2 separate regions of the Homo sapiens genome follow, and region 2 is linked to region 1. Evidence: read pairs that join two places in POLR2A ChIA-PET (ENCODE). Cell type or tissue: OCI-LY7. All regions are shown on one strand. Links, peaks and the distances in the headings refer to the core of each region. The heading gives the core; the rest is flanking DNA.

Evidence for each region. ChIA-PET counts read pairs that join two places held together with the same protein. Peaks named below come from ENCODE experiments on the same cell type or tissue, not always from the same donor. Only the 100,000 strongest peaks of a DNase experiment are listed, where the experiment ranks them.
Region 2: POLR2A ChIA-PET joins it to region 1 with 5 read pairs; 2 of 35 experiments call an interaction of 5 or more read pairs at or near these places.

Annotation. Positions count from the first base shown.
Region 1 is chr2:70,266,973-70,274,716 of GRCh38, reverse strand. All of the region lies in intron 3 of PCYOX1 (prenylcysteine oxidase 1), which reads right to left. Among named protein-coding and RNA genes, the nearest start is that of PCYOX1, 13 kb to the right of the region's middle. In OCI-LY7, for the core only: no CTCF peak of the experiment used is centred there; a DNase peak (open chromatin) is centred at 4,136.
Region 2 is chr2:69,678,896-69,686,639 of GRCh38, reverse strand. It overlaps a transcript of ANXA4 not described here. Among named protein-coding and RNA genes, the nearest start is that of AAK1, 39 kb to the right of the region's middle. In OCI-LY7, for the core only: no CTCF peak of the experiment used is centred there; no DNase peak of the experiment used is centred there.

The sequences.
Region 1 (7,744 bases), core at 1,328-6,327:
TGGTGTATGCCTGTGGTCCCAGCTACTTGGGAGGCTGAGGCAGGAGGACTGCTTGAGCCCCGGAATTCAAGGCCGCAGTGAACTGTGATAATGCCGCTGCACTCCAGCCTGGGCCAGACAGTGACAGTGTCTCTTAAAAAAAAAAAAAGAAAAAAAAAAAGAAAAGAAACTAAGGAAGAAAGAAAGAAGAAGAAAAAGGAAAAATAAAAAGTAGAAGTAAGGCCAGGCGCGGTGGTTTCATGCCTGTAATCCTAGCTCTTTGGAAGGCCAAGGCAGGCAGATCACTAGGTCAGGAGTTTGAGACCAGCCTGACCAACATGGTGAAACCCCGTCTCTACTAAAAATACAAAAATTAGCTGGGCCTGGTGGCGCACGCCTGTAATCCCAGCTATTCAGGAGGCTGAGGCAGGAGAATCGCTTCAACCCAGAAAGCGGAGGTTGCAGTGAGCCGAGATCACACCGCTGCACTCCAGCCTGGGCAACAGAGCGAGACTCCATCTCAAAAAAAAAAAAAAAAAAAAGTAGAAGTAAAATACTTTGTCTAAAGGCCACATGGCAAGTATAAGGCTCAATCACAACTTGCCCACTCTGCTGTCAATCACCCACACATGCACAGTCTCCACTGGAGCACACCTGACCCATTCACTGGTCTCTAAATTTGCCCTACATGCTGTATCCCCACCAGTGCACAAGCTCTTCCCTCCAACCTGAATACACTTCCCATTCCTAACCATGGAACATCTATTCTTCCTTAACAGAACTTGAATCCCACCTTCTCTGAAAAGTCTTGCTCAACTTCCCAGTCCACAGTTATATCATCTCCAGAAGCCTCATAAAACTTAGCACCAATGCCACTCATTCAACAATTAGATGCTTTCTATTATTTTTTAGAAAACATCACTTGACCAAAAAGAAAAATATCACCCAACACTTCTCTGCATTTTATGGATTTAAAACAACATTCACATAAATTAGTGCATTCAGTAATTCAAACACAATTTTTCATGTTGCAAATAGTACAAAGATGGAAAACAGGCTTAAGTTTGGGATAAGTAATACGGGGTTTATCTCTTATTCCCTTAAGGGGCTTATAGTTAGGGATAAGTAATAAGGCACATGCAGAGATAAGTATATGAAAATAAGAAATTAAGAGCCAAGGAAAGATCCCTATCACTGATCATGGAAGGGAAACTTTCACATCAAGTTTTTCTCTCAAAATGTACTATATTTTTTTACAGAACAAGGGACAGTATTATAACCATTTCAGTATTACCTACTAAAAGCATAGTAGTAGTATAAGTGTACAAAATGTTAAACACATTTTTATTGGAAAAACTGATTCGATATCTATGCCAAAACTGAGAAACTAAATACCTTCTAACCATAGCATTTGGGTCCCAGTCTTTAGGAGACTGGAAAAAGTAGGATGGAAACACTGAATTCTTCAGAAAAATAATAGCCTGGATATCTCATATCCAAAGAAGAGTGATCTTTGGCTAATGGTCAACATGAGAAAATAACAGTCAATTAAATAAGCTACTAATGATGCTATAAAAAACATATTCCCCAACTGCTCCTGCCAGAGCTGCAACCTCACTCAAGCAAGTCTCCCTGGGAGGGGGCGGGGTGGCAGCGGTGAGATGAAACTATATACACAATATAAACAGAGAGCACTCTAATTGTTTCATGATACAACTAATCGTATTAGAATAAATACACTGCTGGGTATGGTGGCTCATGCCTGTAATCCTAGCACTTTGGGAGGCAAAGTGGGGCAGCATCACTTGAGGTCAGTAGTTTGAGACCGCCTGGCCAACATGGTGAAACCCCATCTCTACTAAAAATACAAAAATTATCCAGGTGTGGTGGTGCATGCCTGTAATCCCAGCTACTCAGGTGGCTGAGGCATGAGAATTGCTTGACCCAGGAGACAGAGGTTGCAGTAAGTCAAGATCACACCACTGCACTACACCCTGGATGACAGAGCAAGACTCCATCTCAAAAAAATAATAATAATAAATGAAAAAACAGAATAAATACTACTAAAAAACAGCACCCAGGTGAGGCAGCATGCACCTGTAGTCACAGCTACTCAAGAGGCTGAGGTGGGAGGATCACTTAAGCCCAGGGGCACAAGGCTGTAGTACATTATGGTTGCACCTGTGAACAGCCAGCCAATATACTCCAGCCTGGGTGACAGAGTAAGACAGGAGGATACCTTGAGGCCAGGAGTTCAAGACTAGCCTGGGCAACATAGCAAGACTCTGTCTGTACACAAAATGTAAAAATTAGCCAGGCGCAGTGGTTCATGCCTGTAATCCCAGCACTTTGGGAGGCTGAGGCGGGCAGATCGCTTGAGGTCAGGAGTTTGAGACCAGCCTGGCCAACATAGCGAAACCCCACCTCTACTAAAAATACAAAAATTAACTGGGCATGGTGGCGCATGCCTGTAATACCAGCTACTTGGGAGGTGGAGGCAGGAGAATCGCTTGAACCTGGGAGGTAGAGGTTGCAGTGAGCCGAGATCGTGCCACTGCACTCTAGCCTTGGTGACAGAGTGAAACTCCCTCTCAAAAAAAAAAAAAAAAAAATTAAAAATTAGCCAGGCTCCTATATAATAGATTGATCATGCACCATATCCACAGGAGGTTGGAAAAACCATGCCATTTTCTGGAATTTAAGGGTGTTGCATTATTTCATCAATCATTTGTTGACAAAAAAGAAAAACTAAAAAATAAATTTAAAATGTGAACCTTCAGGTATTGAGTAACACCTTTATCTTGGTATAGAACTGATACTTTTTTTTTATTTTGAAATATCTGATAATAATTTGGAATGAAGTAAGGTTCTGTTAAAGAAAATATATTTGAAGACCCTTTAAAGCAGTGAATCTGAAACAATTTTCACACCCTTAAGTGGTTGATACGTACCTATTTTTAGGTATTTTGAGGTATTTACCATAAACTAAATTTAGAAATTTTTTAGATTCACTTGAAGTAAACATTACAAACATTGGATACGGTGGGGTTTTCTTTAGATTTTACTTGAGAGAAGGTGAGTACAAAGCAATTTGCAGTTGTTGTAATGACAAGATTACTGCGCAAGTGTGAATCCAAACAGTATAGCTTTTAAATTTTAAAGCATTTGGTAAATTATCGCTGAGTTTTTTTCTGTTGCCAATAGCAAACTGCTTTTCCATTAATGGAGAATTCACGCCTTTCAAGCATTTTAAATATGACAATATTTATAAATGTATGGTTTGGAGGAATCGTTTAAATTCTCTTTCCTAATTTTCTTTCTTTTGAAGATAGATTCTTTCAACAAGTAATTTGTAGTAATGACTGTGTTGACTTCAATTTTGGAGCGCAGTAGCTATGTTAAAGATGAACTATTTGGTCTCATTGAAGCCAACACAGAACTTGCTGCTGTGTTTTTTCTTCAGTGATAAATAAAATACTTACAGAAAAAAAAAAAAAAAAAAATTAGCCAGGCATGGTGAGGCATGCCTGTAGTCCCAGCTATTCAGGAAGCTGAGGCATGAGGATCACTTCAGCCCCGCTGGTTGAGGCTGCAGTGAGCTGTGATCACACCACTGCACTCCATCCAGCTTGGGCAACAGAGTGAGACCTTGTCTTAAAAAAAACAAAAACAAAAACAAAAAAATAATAATTTTTAAAAAAATATAACTGGGGCCAGGCACAGTGGCTCACGCCTGTAATCCCAGCACTTTGGGAGGCCAAGACAGGTGGATCACCTGAGGTCAGGAGTTCGAGACCAGCCTGACCAACATGGAGAAACCCTGTCTCTACTAAAAATACAAAATTAGCCGGGCGTAGTGGTGCAGTGGCACAGTGAGCCAAGGTGAGCCGAGGAGAGCCAAGATCGTGCCACTGCACTCCAGCCTGGGCAACAGAGACAGACTCCATCTCAAAAGAAAAAAAAAAGGAGAAAATGGTCTGAAAAGAAGACTAGAAATACATGGGGTTAGGAGGGTTGAATTCTAAATAAGACTGTCCAAAAACAAGAGTGGTCAGGAAAAGCCTCACTGAGAAGATGATATAGACCAAAGACCCGAAGGAGATGAGGATGCAAACCAGGCAAACACCTGGGGGAAAATATTTCCGGTAGAGGTAAAAGCAATGCAAAGGTCACATGACAGAAGCTTGCCTGGCACATTCAAGAAACAATGAAGCCAGAGCAGCTGAAGCAGAGTGATATGGGAGAACCGGGAGTGGTACAGCCAGAAATGTTACTGGGGAGAGGAAACTTCCAGAATGGCAGAGGAAGGACCTCTGGAAATCTGCTCCTCCATAAAAGCTATGAGAATACTGCCAAAAATGATCAACATTGACTCTTTCAGAGCTCTGCAGATAAACCAAAGCCTTTCCAAGTCCAAGGAGTATTTATTCAAGAAAAATGTCTGGCAGGCATGGTGGCTCACACCTGTAATCCCAGCACTCTGGGAAGCTGAGCCAGGCGGATCACTTGAGGTCAGGAGTTCAAGACCAGCCTGCCCAACATGGTGAAACACCATCTGTACCAAAAATATAAAAAATTAGCCAGGTGTGGTGGCACACGCCTGTAATCCCAGCTATTCAGGAGGCTGAGGCAGGAGAATCGCTTGAACCCAGGAGATGGAGGTTGCAGTGAGCCAAGATCGCACCATTGCACTCCAGCCTGGGCGACAAGAGGGAGACTCCGTCGAAAGAAAGAAAGAAAGAGAAAAAGAGAGAGAGAAAAAAAAATAAAAAATAAAACCAGCACCCTTCCAACTGCAATGTGAAACTAGCAAGCTAGAAGCCACTGGAGAGAACACAACGAGTTTGTAGCTCCCAAAAAGCACTATCCTCAGAGAACTGTCAATATTTGACCTATCTGGCAGCTCCGAAAAAGCTCTATCCTGAAGGCTTGTCTTTATTCGACCTGATTCAAAGTTCACTCTATGCAACAGCCCCATCCTGAGGGCACGTGTCCACGTGTCAAAAAAAAAATCTGTGGCAATTGTTTAACATCACAGATGCCGGAGGCTATGACATCAATAGAGACTACAAGAGGCTGACCAAAAAAACTTTTTAAAAAAGGCCGGGTGCAGTGGCTCACGCCTGTAATCCCAGCACATTGGGAGGCACAGGCTGGAGGATCACTTGAGGTTAGGAGTTCGAGACCAGCCTGGCCATCATGGCGAAAACCCATCTCTACTAAAAACACAAAAAATTAGCCAGGGTTGGTGGTGCATGCCTGTAGTCCCACCTACTCAGGAGGCTGAGGCACAAGAATTGCTTGAACCCGGGAGGCAGAGGTTGCAGTGAGCCGAGATAGCGCCACTGAACTCCAGCCTGGGCAACAGAGCGAGACTCTGTCTCAAAAAAAAAAAAAAAAAAATTAGCTGGGCATGGTAGTGCACATCTGTAGTCCCAGCCACTCAAGGGGCCTGAGGTTGGAGAATTGCTTGAGCCTGGGAGGCAGAGGTTGCTGTGAACATACTACACTCTAGCCTGGGCAACAGAGTAAAACATCATCTGAAAAAAAAAAAAAAACAGACACACAGATCCTTGAAACAAATAAGAAAACCCAGAAATAAACCTTCATGAATATGATCAAATGATCTTGACAGAACTGAAATACATAGTTCAACAATAATGGAGACTTCAATATCCCATTTTCAATAATGGACAGTTACTGAAAATGACAACAGTGTATTAGTTCACCAAGACTGCCATAACACAGTACCAAAGACTGGATGGCTTAAACAAAAAAAGTTTTATTTCTTATAGTTCTGTAGGCCAAAAGTCCAAGATCAAGGTGTGGATGCATTCGGTTTCTTCTGAGGCCTATTTCCTTGGCTTGCAGATGGCCACCTTCTTGCTGTGTCCTCACATGGTCTTTGTGTGTTTCTTCTGTGTCCCAATTTTTTTTTTTTTTTTTCTGAGACAGAGTTTCACGCTTGTTGCCCAGGCTGGAGTGCAATGGCTCACTGCAACCTCTGCCGCCCAGGTTCAAGTGATTCTCTTGCCTCAGCCTTCCTGAGTAGCTGGGATTACAAGCATGCACCACCACGCCCAGCTAATTTTTTGTATTTTTAGTAGAGAAGGGGTTTCACCATGTTGGTCAGGCTGGTCTCGAACTCCCAACCTCAGGTGATCTGCCCGCCTTGGCCTCCTTTCTGTGTCCTAATCTTAAGGACACCCATCAAATTGTTTTAGGGTCTACGCTAAAGACCTCATTTTAACTTAATCACATATTTAAAGGCCCTACATACATATGCAGTCACATTCTGAGTACTGGGTGGCTAGTGTTTCAACCTATGAATTTTGGGGAAAACAAATTTAAAAGTAAGGGATGAGAGCACAGAATCCTGTCATGTCTTCTCAGTCACAAAACAGATTTTGGCTATAAATCTCTATTAATGAAATAGCCACTGAAGGTTTCTGAGTTAGTGGAGTGATGTGATGAGCCTTAGATTTTAAAGAACTACTTTGGCTGCTAACCTGAGAACAAATGGTAGCAATATAACAGTAATGGCAGATGATTTAGGAGGTGTCTTGGTTTTCCACTGCTGCTATAACAAATTACCACAAACTTAGTGGCTTAAAACAACACAAATTTACGGCCGGGTGCAGTGGCTCACACCTGTAATCCCAGCACTTTGGGAGGCTGAGGCGGGTGGATCACGAGGTCAGGAGTGCAAGACCTGCCTGGCCAAGATGGTGAAACCCCATCTCTACTAAAAATACAAAAATTAGCCGGGCATGGTGGTGGGCGCCTGTGATCCCAACTACTCGGGAGGCTGAGGCAGAGAACTGCTTGAACCCAGGAGGCGGAGGCTGCAGTGAGCCAAGATTGTGCCACTGCACTCCAGCCTGGGTGACAGAGCAAGACTCTGTCTCAAAACAAAAAACAGCTCTCCCTCTCCCCCTCCCCCTCCCCCTCTCCCTCTCCACGGTCTCCCTCTGATGCCGAGCCAAGGCTGGACTGTACTGCTGCCATCTCGACTCACTGCAACCTCCCTGCCTGATTCTCCTGCTTCAGCCTGCCAAGTGCCTGGGATTGCAGGCGCGCGCCGCCACGCCTGACTGGTTTTCGTATTTTTTGGTGGAGACGGGGTTTCACCGTGTTGGCCGGGCTGGTCTCCAGTTCCTGACCATGAGTGATCTGCCAGCCTCGGCCTCCCGAGGTGCCAGGATTGCAGACGGAGTGTCGCTCACTCAGTGCTCAATGTTGCCCAGGCTGGAGTGCAGTGGCGTGATCTCGGCTCGCTACAACCTCCACCTCCCAGCCGCCTGCCTTGACCTCCCAAAAGTGCTGAGATTGCAGCCTCTGCCCAGCCGCCACCCCGTCTAGGAAGTGAGGAGTGTCTTTGCCTGGCCGCCCATCGTCTGGGATGTGAGGAACTCCTCTGCCCGGCCGCCCAGTCTGGGAAGTGAGGAGCGCCTCTTCCCGGCCGTCATCCCGTCTAGGAAGTGAGGAGCGTCTCTGCCCGGCTGCCCATCGTCTGGGATGTGGGGAGCGCCTCTGCCCCGCCGCCCCGTCTGAGATGTGAAGAGCGCCTCTGCCCGGCCGCGACGCCGTCTGGGAACTGAGGAGTGTCTCTGCCCCGCCGCCATCCCGTCTGGGAGGTGAGGAGCCTCTCTGACCAGCCGCCCTCTCTGAGAAGTGAGGAGCCCCTCCGCCCAGCAGCCGCCCTGTCTGGGAAGTGAGGAGCCCCTCTGCCCAGCCGCCACCCCGTCTGGGAGGTGTACCCAAT
Region 2 (7,744 bases), core at 1,014-6,013, 590 kb after region 1:
ACAAAAAATTTAAAAAAGTATTAGCCAAGCATGGTGGGGCACGTCTGTGGTCTCAGCTATCCAAGAGGCTGAGGTGGGAGGAGCGCTTGAGCCTGGGAGATTGAGGCTGCAGTGAGCTGAGATCACGCCACCGTACTCCAGCCTGGGTAACAGAGCAAGACCCTGTCTCAGGCCAGGTGCGGTGGCTCACGCCTGTAATTCCAGCACTTTGGGCAGATCACGAGGTCAAGAGTTTGAAACCATCCTGGCCAAAATGGTGGAACCCCATCTCTACTAAAAATACAAAAATTAGCTGGGTGTGGTGGCACGTGCCTGTAGTCCCAGCTACTTGGGAGGCTGAGGTAGGAGAATTGCTTGAACCCAGGAGGCAGAGGTTGCAGTGAGAAGAGATCACGCCATTGCACTCCAGCCTGGGCGACAGAGCCAGACTCTGTCTCAAAAACAAAACAAAACAAAACAAAACAAGACCCTGTCTCGAAAATAATAATAATAATTTTAAAAATTAAAGTTAAATTACATAAGCCTACAATTAGATATATTAAAAACAAAGGTAATAAGTAATTAAAATACTACTTCCTAGTAATTTTACTGTGTTTAATTATTATCTCTCCTCTTGAGGTTAATCACATCTACTGCATCTGTGTGGTGGAAATACCACATAATGGCATGCTATCACACATCTCTTCCAACCTCTGAGTTCAGTGCCACAAAGTCAGTACCTTGAAACTGGCCAAGGTGAGAGTATTTACACTACAGAGATTGGTCAGAGCTATAAATCAAGGTCCCTCCCTCTCTCCGCCCCCAACCCAGGGCCAGTTGTTAAATATTTACCACACCACTGGATACAGCCTAAAATCTTAGTTTTTTTGGCAACCACGTTACACTTCTGACTCATATTGAGTTAAGGCTCTTAGTTACCGTTAAAGCAAGTATTGCTTATTCTCACTGATAGATTTAATTCCTTAGACCTCATATTAATCACCCTTAAATTTCATCCTTTTAGATTCAACCTAGGAATTTTCGTTCTGCCATTCAAGTATTCATCATACCCTCTAACTTCATGTTGCCTATAAATCTGATGAGCACACCTTCTGTATATTTATTCTGAAAGCATTTATGAGGAGACAGTGAAGGACAGACACAGCCTGGGACTCACCACTGCATGCTTCTTTACAGTTTGTTAGCCAGCACCTGTGCGTACAATTGACTGGTTTCTAATTCATTCAGTGTGCCACAATTCAGTTTATATCTCTCTGTCTTGTCCAAAAGAATATCATGAAAAAAAAACTTTATTAAATGTCTAACTGATAACAAAATATTCTATATGTATGGGCATTCCCTGAGGTACTGGGCTGGTAACTCTGTCAAAGCCAAGAGATAAATTAGCCCTGACTTGTTTTTAGTGAACTCATCTGGATCTTAATCATTCCTTTTTTATCTAGTGCCTGAAACTGTTCCTCTAATAATCCCCCCTTCTAGACTCTGGCCTGAGATTGAGGTTACAGACCATTATCTACATTTTTTTCTGGCTCTGCTTTCTCTTTCTGAAAATCAGAATACTCCACTGTTACCAGTCTTCTGGAATCTCTCCTATTCTCTATGATGCCCCAAATATCCCTGACGATTGTTGGTGATCCCACAACAATGTTTTCTCAAGACCCAAAGACATCATTCTTCAAAACTGGGGACTTGAAATCACTTGGAGCAGCTTTGGGCTCTTTCTCACTCTATTATTCCATCTTGGGCTTCTATCTTCGCTTACCAAAGTTTATGCTCTTTCTCTATTTCTCCTCACCTTACTGATAACATGTGGAGAAAAAATGTCCTTGTCCCGAAAGTTAGAAGCAGAAGAGAATTGAAGATCTCTGTTTTCTCTATGTCCCCCATTGACAGTGGCCCTACATTTTACCTGATGGGGTTTTTTTTTCTCTTTCTTTCTTTTTTTTTTTTTTTTGAGACAGTCTTGCTCTGTTGCCCAGGCTGGAGTACAGTGGCACAAACATGGCTCACTACAGTCTCAACCTCCTGGTTTCAAGTAATCCTCCCACTGGAACCTCCTGAGTAGCTGGGACTACAGGTGCACACCACCCCACCATGCCTGGATAATTTTTGTATTTTTTGTAGAGATGGGATCTCACCATGTTGCCTAGGCTCATCTTATAGGCATGAGCCACTGCACTCGACCATACCTGGTGTCATTCCTCAAACTTTACTACAAAGACTGTAACACCCAAATTATATCCATCACATAATCTGATAGTTTCAGAATAATGTGAACTTATTTGGAGCTTTAGCCTTTCTGACGCAACTGTGTCCCATGTACATTCGGGCAGATGTAATGGCAATTTGATGGTAGGATAGATATTTGATAAGAGATTCCTTTCATGAGTTGTGACACCACATCCTTGTTTGAATTTGCAACAAGCTCCCTACTTTCTAAAGTGAAGCATGGTATAGAGTAGTCTTAAGCTTTTCAATTAATTGGACTTGAGAATTTTTCATCTTAAAATTTTTGAGAAAAACTGTTAATACTTCTGAGCTCGCAAATCACAATCAAGGAGATCCACAAAAATGAAATAATTCAGTATATTTAGCAGCTTTTCTCTTTAATTTTACTTAGCTGATCTTTAACATAACACAACTTAAAACAATCAACTCTTGTTATGCTGCATTCTCTTACCTGGAACTCTCTAAGTTGCCCTTATGCATAGTTCCAAAAAAATGTGAACAATGTTTATGGGTTTTAATCCAGAGGCCCTGAGCTAGGAGATATGAAATCTAGGTTCACCACCGCTTTGTTCTGCCATAACCAGCTGTGCAATCTGGGACAAATTCTCTTGCCTTATTTGTTCACATCTAAGTGTTGTCATAAGTTCCATCCAAATTCAAGAGAACAGAGTAGTACATTACCCAGCTATCTTTCTAAGGGCTCTTGGCTGTCTCCATATACTCTCTAGTAGATGTGTGAGTGTGCAGGTATGTATGGAGGGACAGACTGAAAAACAGTCTGAGTTGGGAGTCTTGGTAGGAAGAGGAAAAGGAGGAGGAGGAGGAGGAAGAAGAAGACAGCGCATATCGTTCCTCTTTGGTTTCTCAGAAGAGGTAATTTCAAAACAAAACTAAGCCAACCTATCAAAACAAGATAATGACAAGGGAGAAAGTAAAGGTTTTTGGCCAAATTCATCTCACAATCATTCTTCCTGTCCCCACAAAGCTATCTGAACTGAGATCTTATTAGCAGACTCCATTTCCAGTAAACATCACTCAATTAGAACAAAAACGGGAAGCTCCCACATGTAGCAGCTGGAAAGAGTCCCAGATGCAGGAAGAGGTTTGTATGACATCATCCAGAGTTATGCAGTAGGAGGGTCTGCAGATTAGAAAATATAGCTCACCTAAGAGTTCTTTTCACTGGGAACTTTTAGCCGCATTTAGCAGGCCTGAGTTTGTTAGAATATATGTTTATTGACATATGTGTGTTTATTTAACCCATATGTAGGAATGTATATACTTCTTGGAAATTATTTAAATGCTAAGGAAAACTTTATTCCTGTCTCTCTGTGTGTATAAACACTTAATTAAAAGACCAGAAAAAAATATAGACAAATACTATTATCCTTGTGCATGTAGAAAAATTTTGTTCCTGTTTTAAACAATAACGTGGATATTTTAGTAAAAATGATACATGCTTACTGTAAAATATTAAACAAATTAGAAAAGCACAAAGAAGATCATAAAAATCATCTGACGTCTCAAGACTGAGAAATAAACACTGACAGCATTTTGTTAAGAACTCTCTAGACCTTTCTCATGCCTGGAGATAGATGTTCACTCTTACATGAGTGGCATGTTCTTGATTTGCTGCACTGTATTTCTCCTTACTTCTCAATGATGTCATTCATCTCTTTAAATGTCACCAAATATAGGGATGTAATGTGACTTCTAAGGACCTCATAGTTTTCCATTTTATTTTGTTTATTTCATATTTTCATATACTTAGTCAATTCCACATTAAAAAAATACAGTTGTTGAGAAAGAACTTGTTAAGCTTCAAAAGAACCATTACATAAAGAATGTGAAGTTATATAAAGAAACTCATTTACACAAGAATCTGTTTTAGTTGTCCCTATTCCAAAAGCTTGAAATAGTGTATGTAAACAATGAGGTACTGTAAACATGTAAAAGGGTATCTTTATTATTACTGAACCATTAAATAAAATTAAATGTTTTAAAAAGCAAGGATGAATCATAAAGTAAAACTCAATAGATTCCACAACATAGAAGAAACGTAAAATATCTTAAAGAAAATTTAAAAAAAATTTATTGAAACAAATGGAAATTGACATAGAACGTACGAAAACCTATGGGATACAGCAAAAGCAGTGCTAAGAGGGGAGTTTATATCAATAAACACCTACATCAAAAAAGTAGGAAGATTTCAAATAAATGATCTAAAGATGCCTTCAAGGAACTGGAAAAGCAAGAACGGGCCAGGCATGGTGGCTCACTCCTGTAGTCCCAGCACTTTGGGAGGCTGAATCAGGAGGATGGCTTGAGCCCAGGAGTTTGAGACCAGCTTAGGCAACATACTTAGGCAACATAGGGAGACCCTGTCTCTACAAAACATTAAAAAAGTTTAGCCAGACACAGTGGTGCACAATTGTGGTCCCAGCCACTTAGGATGCTAAAGTGGGAGGTTCACTTGAGCCCAGAGGGTCAAGGCTGGAATAAGCCATCATAGAGCCATTGTACTCCAGCCTGGGCAACAGAGCAAGACCCTGACTCAAAGGAAAAAAAAAAGCAAGAACAATCCAAACCCCAAATTAGTAGAATAAAATTAATAATAAAGATCAGAGCAGAATTAAATGAAATACAGACTTAAAAAACAATACAAAGGATCAATGAAATGAAAAGTTGTCTTTTTGAAAAAGTAAGCAAAATTGATAAATCGCTAGCTAGACTAACCAAGAAAAAGGAGAGAAGACACAAATAAATAAAATCAGAAATGGGCCGGGCACAGAGGCTCATGCCTGTAATCCCAGCACTTTGGAAGGCCCAGGCAGGTGGACCAACATGGTGAAACCCCATTTCTACTAAAAATACCAAAATTAGCTGGATATGGTGGCACGTGCCTGTAATCCCAGCTACTCAGGAGGCTGAGGCAGGAGAATTGCTTGAATCTAGGAGGTGGATATTGCAGTGAGCTGAGATTGCACCACGGCACTCCAGCCTGGGCAACAGAGTGAGACCTTGTTTCAAAAAAAAAAAAAAAATCAGAAATGAAAAAGGAGACATTGTAACTGATGCCACAGAAATACAAAAAATCATCAGAGACTGTTATGAACAACTATACACTAACAAACTGGAAAACCTAGAGGAAATGAACAAATTATTGGACACATACAGCCTACCAAGATTGAATAAGAAAAATATGGAAACCTGAACAGACCAATAATGAGTAATGAAATTAAATCAGTAATAAAAAGTCTCTCAACAAAGAAAAGTCCAGGACCAGATGGCTTCACTGCTGAATTCTACCAAACTTACAAAGAACTAACACCAATTCTTCTCAAACTATTCCAAAAAAGTGAAGAGGAGAGAATTCTTCCTAACTCATTCTATGAGGCCAGCATTATCCTTATACCAAACTAAGACAAGGACCAAACAACAAAAAAAGAAAACTAAGGTCATTATCCCCGATGAACACAGATGCAAAAATCCTCAATGAAATACTAGCAAACTGAATCCAACAGCACATCAAAAAGGTAATACACCATTATTAAGAGAGATTTATCTCAGGGATGTAAGGATGGTTCAACATACGCCAATCAATAAATGTGATACATTACATCAACAGAATGAAGGACAAAAACTATATGATCATCTCAATTGACCCAGAAAAAGCATTTGATAAAATTCAACATACCTTCATGGTAAGAATTCCCAACAAACTAGGCATAGAAGGAACATACCTCAACATACTAAAGGCCATATAGGACAAACCCACAGCTAACATCATACTGAATGGGGAAAAGATGAAAGCCTTTCCCCTAAGAACTGGAACAAGACAAGGATGCCCACTTGCACCACTCCTATTCAACACAGGATTGAAAGTCCTAGCCAGAGCAATCAGGCAAGAGGAAGAAATAAAAGGCATCCAGATTGGAAAAGAGGAAGTCAAATTGTTCCCCTTTGCAGATGACATGATCTTATATCTAGAAAAACCTAAAGGGTGCACCCAAAAACTTTTAGAACTGATAAATGAATTCATTAAATTTGCAGGATACAAAATCAATGTACAAAAATCAGTAGCATTTCTATACACCAATAATGAACTAGCTGAGAAAGAAATCAAGAAGGTAATCCCATTTACAGTAGCTACAAAAGAGAAATGACTAAGAATAAATTTAACCAAGGAAGTGAAAGACTTCTATAAGGGAAACTACAAAATGCTGATGAAAGAAATTGAAGAGGACACAAACAAATGAAAAGACATATTTTGTTCATAGATCAGAAGAATTAACGCTCTTAAAATGACCAAACTACCCAAAGCAATAATCAGATTCAATGCAACTCCTATGAAAAGACCAATGTCATTTTTTACAGAAATAGGGGAAAAAATCCTAAAATTCATGTAGAATCAAAAAAGAGCTTGAAGAGCCAAAGCAATCCTGAGTAAAAAGAACAAAGCAAGAGGCATCACACTACCTGACTTCAAAATATATTACAAGGTTATAGCATAGCAATCAAAGTAGGGTGGTATTGGTATAAAAACAGACACATAGACCACAGAACACAGAATCCGGAAGTAAATCCACTTATTTCCAGCCAACTGATTGTCTACAAAGGTGCCAATAACAGACATTGAGAAAAGGACACCCTCTTCAATAATTGGTGCTTAGAAAATTGGATATGCTTCTACAGAAAAATGAAATTGGAACCCTGTCCATCACCATATGCAAAAATAAACTCAAGATGGAGCAAAGACATAAATATAAGACCTACAACTAAAAGCTACTGGAAGAAAACATAGGGAAAACACTTTAGGACACAGGTGTAGGGCAAGAGTTTATGGCTAAGACCTCAAAAGCACAGAAAAAAACCCCCACAAAAATAAGCAAATAGGACTATATTAAACTAAAAAACTTCTGCACAGCAAAGGAAACAATCAACGAAGTGAAGAGACAACCTGTTTAATAGGAGAAAATGTTTGCAAACTATTCATCCCACAAGGGAATTATATCCAGATTATACAAGGAACTCAAACAACTCAAGTAATCCCACTGAAAAGTGGGCAAAGGAGATGAATAGACATTTCTACAAAAAATAAAAACAAATTAGCCAGGCATGGTGGCACATGCCTGTGGTCCATCTACTTGGGAGGCTGAGGTGGGAGGATCACTTGAGCCCAGGAGGTTGAGGCTGCAATGAGCTGTGATCATGCCACTGTGCCACAGTCTGGGCAACAGAGTGAGACTTTGTCTCAAAACCAAAAACTTTTTAATAAAATAAAATTTAAAAAACCACAAAATATTACATATACTTAATAAATATGTAATGTGTATCAATAAAAAACCAAAACAATAAAAACAACTCAAAAAATAGCTAAAGCAGACCTGACAGAGGGTTAATACAGCAATATATAAACAGCTCATGTAAAACAATAAGGATGGTAATTCATAATAGAAAAATAGCTTACAACTACAAATACTTACAAATAACTTAAAATTTAAATATAGCTAAA